2 separate regions of the Homo sapiens genome follow, and region 1 is linked to region 2. Evidence: chromatin loops called from intact Hi-C (ENCODE). Cell type or tissue: MCF 10A. All regions are shown on one strand. Each heading gives the region's core, and the rest is flanking DNA. Links, peaks and the distances in the headings are about the cores only. Region 1 has its middle 240 kb from the start of CAND1. Region 2 has its middle 120 kb from the start of CAND1.

Region 1 (4,409 bases), core at 84-4,083, 110 kb after region 2:
GGGCACCTGTAATCCCAGCTACTTGGGAGGCTGAGGTAGGAGAATCTCTTGAACTTGGGAGGCAGAGGTTGCAGTGAGCCGAGATCTCATTGCACTCCAGCCTGGGTGACAGAGTGAGACTCAGTCTAAAAAAAAAAAAAGACATCCTTATTCTGTATTATTATTTATGATTATACTCATTTAGAAGCAGTTAAGGTAAGTAGGAAAGAACTGTGATCTATTCTCAGAATGGTTACCCTCATAAAAGTAAAAGTTATCGTGAAATGCAAACTCGGCTACTAAGTTTTTTTGTCGATGAGTTCAAGCTAATTTTAAGACTCTGGATATATCACCTACCCAACCCAAGCCTCTGGTTGCAATGGTGAAACAATGGTGATGAACCTGATGTCATCCCACTGTAAATATTAAACAATTTTGATGTAAATTTTAGATGAAGAGAAGTCATATTTACATCAACCTTCCAGTGCATGTTGCAACTGATTTATTTATTCAGCGATACTTTTTTAGAATGTATTCTGTGGGGGAACTGGGTGCTGCTCTAGTGCTGAGGGTGTAGCATTTTTCCTCACTTTTTAGTGCTTACTCTTTGGGAAGGAGGTACAGCACTAAGAAGTTAAAAATGCACGTAAATAGATAGTTTGTCAGGATGAGATAAATGATGTGTAGAATATAAAGACTAGGTTAGGGAATAATAATGGAGGAGAGGCTATTTTAGATATGGTAGTTAGAGAAGTTAGTTTCCAATTTCCAAGTGGAATCTAATTTATTCTCTCTCTCTTTTGTTTTTATGTATTTTTGATGTCTTCTTGGCAGCCTCATATCATTGCTAACCTCTCCACTCCATGGAATCACATTTTCCTGCAAACGCATCATGAGCACTTATTTAAATACCTAATCATTGGCAGAAATGCAGCTGTGTTCATCATTGTCAATTCTGATTTGTATGATGTTCCCATCCAAACATACCTCAGGGTACATTTGCACATCTAATTACAACATTAAAACTAATAATAGCCTGATAAAATACTACTCAGACAAATGTCTAAGTAAACAGCTGGCTGTTTCATTGTGTCCTGAAGGACAGGCAGATTCAGACTTTGTTCCCTAACTTAAGGGACTGAATTCCAAACTGCGAACCCTCCCCCATGCACACCCTGCTGAGGGGGGCTGAGGCAGGGGGTGTCTAATTCAAAGGGATATCCTCAGATAAAAGAGCTTCTGCGAAGCCCGAGCTTTATGGAACTGCATGGAGGAAACACGTTTTTTTTTCTACTTTATCCAGTGGTAGGCTGGTATTACATTCAAATCAGACAAAAGTACAACAGAATACTTGTACGAGATGTTTTTAAATTCCAACTTTCCACAGCACCCGAAACTTAATACCTAAACTTTCCAAGGAAATCAGGCTGAGGAATAATTTAATGATGCTTTTCACATATTTGAAGGGGTCATGTTGTTATCACATGGAAAGTAATGGCAAGCTCTATTTGCTGGAGTGAATGGATTTGTGCTTTTTTTGAGAAAGTTCAAATTTGGACAAATTGGTTTTTTATATTATTGGCACATTAGGCCTTCCTATTACCCAAACCGGCAAAGGTGGAATGCAGTCATGTGCTGCATAATGAGGTTTTGGTCAGTGACAGACCGCATAAACAATGGTGGTCCCACAAGGTCATAATGGAGCTGAAAAATTCCTGTTGCCTAGGGCTGTTGTAGCTGTCAGAGCATCATAGCACAGTGGGTTACTCGTGTTTGTTGTGATGCTGGTGTAAACAAACCTACTGCTCTGCCAGTTGTGTTAAAAATGTACAGTCGTGTTCTAGGCTTTCACATTCACTCATCATTTACTCACTGAGTCACCTGGCTCAAGGCCCCGTCCTGCAAGCACCATTCATGGCAAGTGCCTTACATAGGTGTTCCATTTTTTTTATCTTTTATATTCTATTTATATTGTACCTTTTCTATGTTTAGATACACAAATACTTAGCATTATGTTATGGTTGCTTACAGTATTCTATACTGTAACAGGCTGTATGGGTTTGTAGCCTAGGTGTGTAGCAGGCCATACCATCTAGGTTTATGTAAATGCACTCTATGATGTTTGCACAACAATGCATTTCGTAGAACTTATCCCTGTCGTTAAGCCATGCAAACTATGATTAGGAAATAGAAGTCATTCCTTCGTCCCCTGGTGAGTTTCAGTACAGGAAGCAGGCTATGACTCTAACCCAGTTCTAGGTAAAGGGAATTTTTCCTTTAAGATTGACATGTGCCCTCCAGCAGGTTCCTTTTGCCCAGGTGGTTTGAAGCTAATAATTAAGTTCTTTGTTGGTTCTTGAAACATTGACTGAAAAGTTTGACTTGCCTGAAAACATATAGGAAAAGTTTTGAATTAAGAGTGTTGTCCCTTATTGGAATGTGTTACTGAGAGGGGTCTTACAATCATTTCTTTACAGCCTTTAAATAACAATTTAAGTTTTTCATCAGCCTTGATAGATTAGGCTTAGAACTCCTGAGGGGTAAGCACAGATTAAAATAAATCTCCAAGTTGCTTTCTATCTTTTCCTGGCTGTATTATGTGCTACTCTTTTCAGATTCAACAAACATTTAGGATGGCAGGAACACTGTGCCTGATATTTTTACATATATTAATTCAGTTAAAGTAATTCTCACAACAATGTACAAAGCAGGTATCATTGCTTGTGTTATAGATATGAGACAACCAATGGTTCAGGAGGTGAAGTTACTCTTTGAAAGTTGCACAGCTAGGATGGGGTGGGTGAGAGAACTTGGTACCAGGACTTGGAGAACTTGGATTCTGTCTTAAAATTCCATTGATGAGCTCTGAATCTCAGGCCAGTTTTCAGTCTTGTTTTAGACTCCAGTTTCGTCATTTGGAGAGTGAAGGGGTTAGAATGAGAAGATTGGAATACATTTCTTTGCTACTTCTGTGATGTGTGACCTAGGGGAAGCTTGAGAGAGGTACATACTGAATGAACATTACTTTGTTTTTGTACACACTGTGAGAACTCCTTGTGTAGGTATATAGATGTATATTATTACTGGGATGAGAATTTTGGGTGTGGACAGAAAGTAAAACCTGACATCTCTATATGACCTAATGATCAAATATGCAGAGCAAGTGGAGTAGAATTCTCTTACAGCCATTTCTTAATTTGTCTTTATATATATATATATATATATACATGTAGTCTTTGATCCCAGGTCTCCTACCACCCATCACATTGGAAATTTCTGGGTTTATGTCTCCTCCTGAATCTCACTATGTTTGATTATATATAGCTAGGAATAATTAGGCGGCAAGAAAGAGGTTTCTTTATTTTTCTTGAAAAGTGAGTTCTCAGCCTAGGAAAAACTGTCTGGATCTGAGCTGTCCAACCCATACCCATTGCTACTAGCCACATATTGCTATTAAGAAATTGAAATGTGACTAGTTTGAACTGACATGTGCTGTACATATAAAATGCACATTGAATTTCAAAGACTAGTAAGAAAAAATAATGTAAATTATTTAAATAATCATTTTTATATTGGTTACCTGTTAAAATGATAATATTTTGGAAATGTTAAATAAAATATTAAAACTAATCTGCTTCTTGTTATCTTTTTAATGTAGCTCCTGAAATATTTAAGATTATACGTGTTGCTTCCATTTGAACCTTTCATTATATTTTGATGTGACAGTTCTGATTGAGATCTGTGCTTTTCAACCAGAGGCAACTCCCCAACATCTTGCACCCCCAAGGTATATTTGGTAATGTCTAGAGACATTTTTGGTTGTCGCAACTGAGCATGTGACTGCATTTAGTGGGTAGGAGTCAGAGATGCTGTTAAATGTCCTATAGTGCAAAGGAAAGTCCCTTTCCCCATCAACAAAGAATTATCTGGCCCAAAATGTCAGTAGTGCTGAGGTTGAGAATTCCTGGTATAGATATTCAGAAAGAAGTAGGGGAAAAAATTAGGAACAAAAACTCCTTTTAGGTTAATTTGATTTGAAATATTAGAATGAATAAGTATTTAACAACATTAAAGAGGGTCTATTATTGTAGGTAAGAGTAAGGAAATTAGAGACAGTTGGGGAAGAAGCATAAAGGCAATAGATTTTCCTAGGCATTTTAACAAATATTTGTTGAGTGACTACACATCCTTTCTGGAACAAGATGAGGGGAGAATAAATGTATATATACAAACATATACAAATATTGAATTCTGTTCATGTGCGAAGCTTCTACAGGGAAAAGAAAAATAAATAACTATGATTTCCTGTCTTCAAAAAGCCTGCAGGCTAGTAGAAGATGGCATGAGAAATATACTATCTTCTAAGACAACGAAAAGCCTATAGATTTCAAAGGAAAATATACCATGTCTGGTGGGGAAAATTAGGAAAG
Region 2 (4,409 bases), core at 242-4,241:
AAAGTAATACACTCACTAAAATGGCAAAAAAGAAACAGACAATACCAAGTGTTAGGAAGGATGTAAAATAATTGGAATTTTCATGCACTGTGAAAGAGGGTAGAAATTGGTTTAGCTACTTCAGAAAACTATTTGACAACATCTGTCAAAAAATAATACACACACACACACACACACACACACGCATAGTAAATGCTCACTTAACATCACTGATAGTTTCTTAGAAACTGTGACTTTAAGTGAAATGACATATAAGAAAACCAATTTCACCACAGGCTAATTGATATAAGCAAGAGTTAAGTTCCTGCCACATATTTCTGGTCACAAAAACATCATTAAATTTCTAAAGAAAGACCCAAGAGATTTTCAATATTAAACATTGAAATAAATGGGAGCTCTACATACATTTAAGAAAGATTAATAAAAACAAGTAAGAGAATTATTTACCTAACTTTTGGTGAATCAGTGACTGATGGCAGTTTTAGTGGTGGTGGGTCAAATCAAGGACACACCACCTCTTTGCAAAGTAAAAATAGTAATAGCACATCAATGCAGTTCAAAAACAAACAATAACAAACATGGCAGACTCACTGAGCACTTTTATACCACATCCTTTATTGCCATGCATTTGTATGATTATCATATACTTGACAAATTTTTATTTGACAACAATTTGTATTCATTCAATTCAGTCATTCATTTTCCAATCACTATTCCAGGTCAGGGTCATGGGTGGCCAGAGCCCATCCCTGCAACTCAGGGTGCAGGTGGGAGCCAACCCTGGACAGAACACCATTCCATCGCAGGGCACACACTCTCTCTTTCTCTCTTTCTCTCTCTCTCTCTCTCTCTCTCTCTCACACACACACACACACACACACACACACACACACGCTTACCCAGACTGGGACTATGTGGAAACACTGGTTCACTGAATGTGCACATCTTTGGGATGTGGGAGGAAATCAGAGTACCTGGAAAACACCCAGATAAATGTAAAGAGGACATGCAGACTTTACACAGACAGTGGCCCCAACCAGGAATCTACTTTTTTTCTCATCAACATTATAACAAAATGCCTGTAATCCCGACACTTTGGGAGGCTGAGGTGGGTGGAGCACTTGAGTTCAGGAATTCGAGACCAGCCTGGACAACATGGTGAAACCCCATCTCTACTAAAAATACAAAAATTAGCCGGGCATGATGGCATGCACCTGCAATCCCAGCTACTCAGGAGGTTGAGGCAGGAGAATTGCTTGAACCTGGGAGGTAGAGGTTGCAGTGAGCCAAGGTCACACCACTGCACTCCAGCCTGGGTGACACAGAGAGACTCTGTGTCAAAAAAAATTATAACAAAATGATGTAGAATGAAACAACATTATTCGAGAACCCACTCGTGTGTGTGTGTGTGTGTGTGTGTGTGTGTGTGTCCATCCTATGACTCAGCAATCTTAGCCTAGGTATATGACTAAAATAAATGCATATGTTTACCAAAAGACATGTCCAAAACTGTCCTTAGTTACACTATTTGCAATAGTCCCAGACAGGAAACAACCCAATATCCATCATCACTAAAATGAAGAACAAATTGTAGTTTGTGTATAAACACAGTGCTATGCAGCAAAGAAATAAATGAGCCACAAGTTCACACAACATGGAAGTTACAAACGTAACGTGGAGAGAAAGAAGTTAGTAGTTTATATAGTTTATATAAAGTTCATAAACAGGCAATACTAACCTATCCTGTTAGAAGTCAGGGTGGTAGTTATTCTTGTTGGGGCAGCGATTGGATGAGTGCAAAATAGTGGCTTCTGGGAAGCTGGTGATGTTACCTGCTATTTCTTGATGTGGATGCTGCGACACGTGGGTGGTTTACTTTTTGATAATTCATCAAGTTATACACTTATTGAGTGTGTACTTTTATGTATGACTATTATACTTTAAAAGTTTACCTAGACCGGGCACTGTGGCTCACACATGTAACCCCAGCAATTTGGGAGGCCAAGGTGGGTGGATCACCTGAGGCCGGGAGTTCGAGACCAGCCTGACCAACATGCAGAAACCCCATCTCTACTAAAAATACAAAATTAGCTGGGTGTGGTGGCGCATGCCTGTAGTCCCAGCTACTCGGGAGGCTGAGGCAGGAGAATCACTTGAACCCAGGAAACGGAGGTTACAGTGAGCCAAGTTTGCGCCACTGCACTCCAGCCTGTCGACAGAGCATGACTCTGTCTCAAAAAAAAAAAGTTTATCTAAAGAGAATTTTTCCTCTATATAGACCCCCTTTACCTCTTATGCCTCCATTTTACCTGCCCCTTTGTACTTTGGTTGCAGAAGAAGAAACAGAAAGGGGAAAAATTAAAGCAGTGAATAAGTGTTAAAACCAAGAAACAAACCCATGTCCATGCTTTTCTAATAGAACACTTCAGGCTCTTTCATGTACATATATATATATATATATATGCGCATATGTGTATATATATGTATGTGCACATATATATGAACTGAGAGAGAGTAGGTTGTATAAACCATGCCTTTTAACCCTTCATGCTTCAGTGTGTTTTTCCTCAGGAAATATATCCTTACATAACCACAGTACAATTAACAAATTCCAGAAACTTAACATGAATGCAATAATCTAATCTACAGTTCATATTCCAATTTTGTCAATTTTCTCAATAATGGGCTTTAGAGCATGTTTTCCTTCTTCCCCATTTATCTATGTATTATCAATATCAACGAATGGTTTTTCAATGACTGATAGTACATTTTCTTTAATTATTTTGATGATCAATTTACCCAAATTTGGCTAGTGGAAGTCCCTTCAAGCTGCCTCTGTGTCCTTTTGACAAGGCTCGTAATTACTTCCTTACCTTCTCACATAAGATGTACCAGGCTTACATTTTATTTTCTCTGCCCTAGTTCTGAAATCAGCCATCTCTCCAAAGTATCCTGGTTCCTTTTAGTGGAAAATGATATTAGAAATTAAATTTGGACCCTAGTTGTGCTCATTGTTACTGGGGTATCTTGAGTCTAGCCTTTTCAAAGAACAGATATATATATATATATCTCTACACACATACATACTATGGTTTGAATGTCCAAAATTCATGTTGAAACTTAATCCCCAATGCAACAGTATTAAGAGGGAGGGCCTTTACAAGATGATTAGGCCATGAGGGCACTGCCCTTATGGATGATATTCGTGCTCTTATAAAAAGGCTTGAGGCAGCAAGCTTGTACCTGTTGCATTTTTTGCCCTTCTGCCATGTGAAAATACCACATTCCTCCCTTCCTTCAGGTGAGGATGCAGCAAGAAAGCGCCATCTTGGAAGAGAGAGCAAGCCCTCACCAGACACCAGATCTGCGGGAGACTTAATCTTGGACTTCCTAGCCTCCATAACTGTGAGAAATAAATTTCTATTATTCATAAATTGCCCAGTTTAAGGTATTTCTGTTATAGCAGCCCAAACAAACTAAGACATTATATATATAAAATTCTGAAAGAGCAGAATTAAACAAACACACAGGGCTCCCTGTCAGTTATACTGAAAGTTGTCTGAATTCTTAACCTTGACCCCAGTATACCCAGCCAGGTCTTTCTTTCATACAAAAATACATTTATATAGTAGTTTGTAGTTTATGAAGCACTTTCACGAACGTTAGCCCCTTTGATACTCATAAAAACCTTCAGAGAGAGCCAGAGCATTATCATTATCATCAATATACTTAGAAGTTAAATGACTATTTCAGGCTGCCATTGCTAATAAGGATCTAAAATTCCATGCCTGGTGTTGTTGATGTTGCTTCTCACTTTCTTCTCAGAAAACTGCACTGTTGTCCTTGAATGTAGCTGGACATTTCTCTCAGTACTGACAATATAGAGGGAAGCAAGGGGTTCCCTCCACATCCATATGATGACCGAATTCCCAGCTTACCCCACACCTATACATGTACTGTTTGAGAGAACTAAGCTTTCTATTTCCAAGCTTCTATTGAATAATATAGCCTCTCCTCCTCAATTTCTATCCAAAATGCTGTGGTAAGCAAGTAACACTTTGAAATTTATCATTTTGAAGACAGTCATACCACTCTAGAGCTAATGAAAGTATGGCATAAATGTAAATACAGTCTCCATCTTTACAAAATATTATAAAAAATATTCCATGTTTAATCATTTACGAACTTAAAAAAGCCCTGCCAAAAATGCAAGTTATGAGAATGTTACTTCTTGAAGGTAGTTTGAGATACTTGAAAACAGTAATTTTAGAGCATAGAGTTCTTACAGAGTACATGTGTCTGTCTTATCTAATAACATCCTCTCTACACAAGTCATGTTGAATGAATTCAGTCCTATATCCATGTTTAGCTATAATTTTATAACTCTGACATGCATACAAAAGACAGAA

What was found. Peaks named below come from ENCODE experiments on the same cell type or tissue, not always from the same donor. Only the 100,000 strongest peaks of a DNase experiment are listed, where the experiment ranks them.
Region 1: a loop joins it to region 2, with 2.3 times the contacts of the local background. A loop is called at or near these places in 1 of 110 quality-filtered maps.

Annotation. Positions count from the first base shown.
Region 1 is chr12:67,032,068-67,036,476 of GRCh38, reverse strand. It overlaps a transcript of GRIP1 not described here. Among named protein-coding and RNA genes, the nearest start is that of CAND1, 240 kb to the left of the region's middle. In MCF 10A, for the core only: no CTCF peak of the experiment used is centred there; DNase peaks (open chromatin) are centred at 1,866 and 2,156.
Region 2 is chr12:67,142,961-67,147,369 of GRCh38, reverse strand. No RefSeq gene overlaps it. Among named protein-coding and RNA genes, the nearest start is that of CAND1, 120 kb to the left of the region's middle. In MCF 10A, for the core only: no CTCF peak of the experiment used is centred there; no DNase peak of the experiment used is centred there.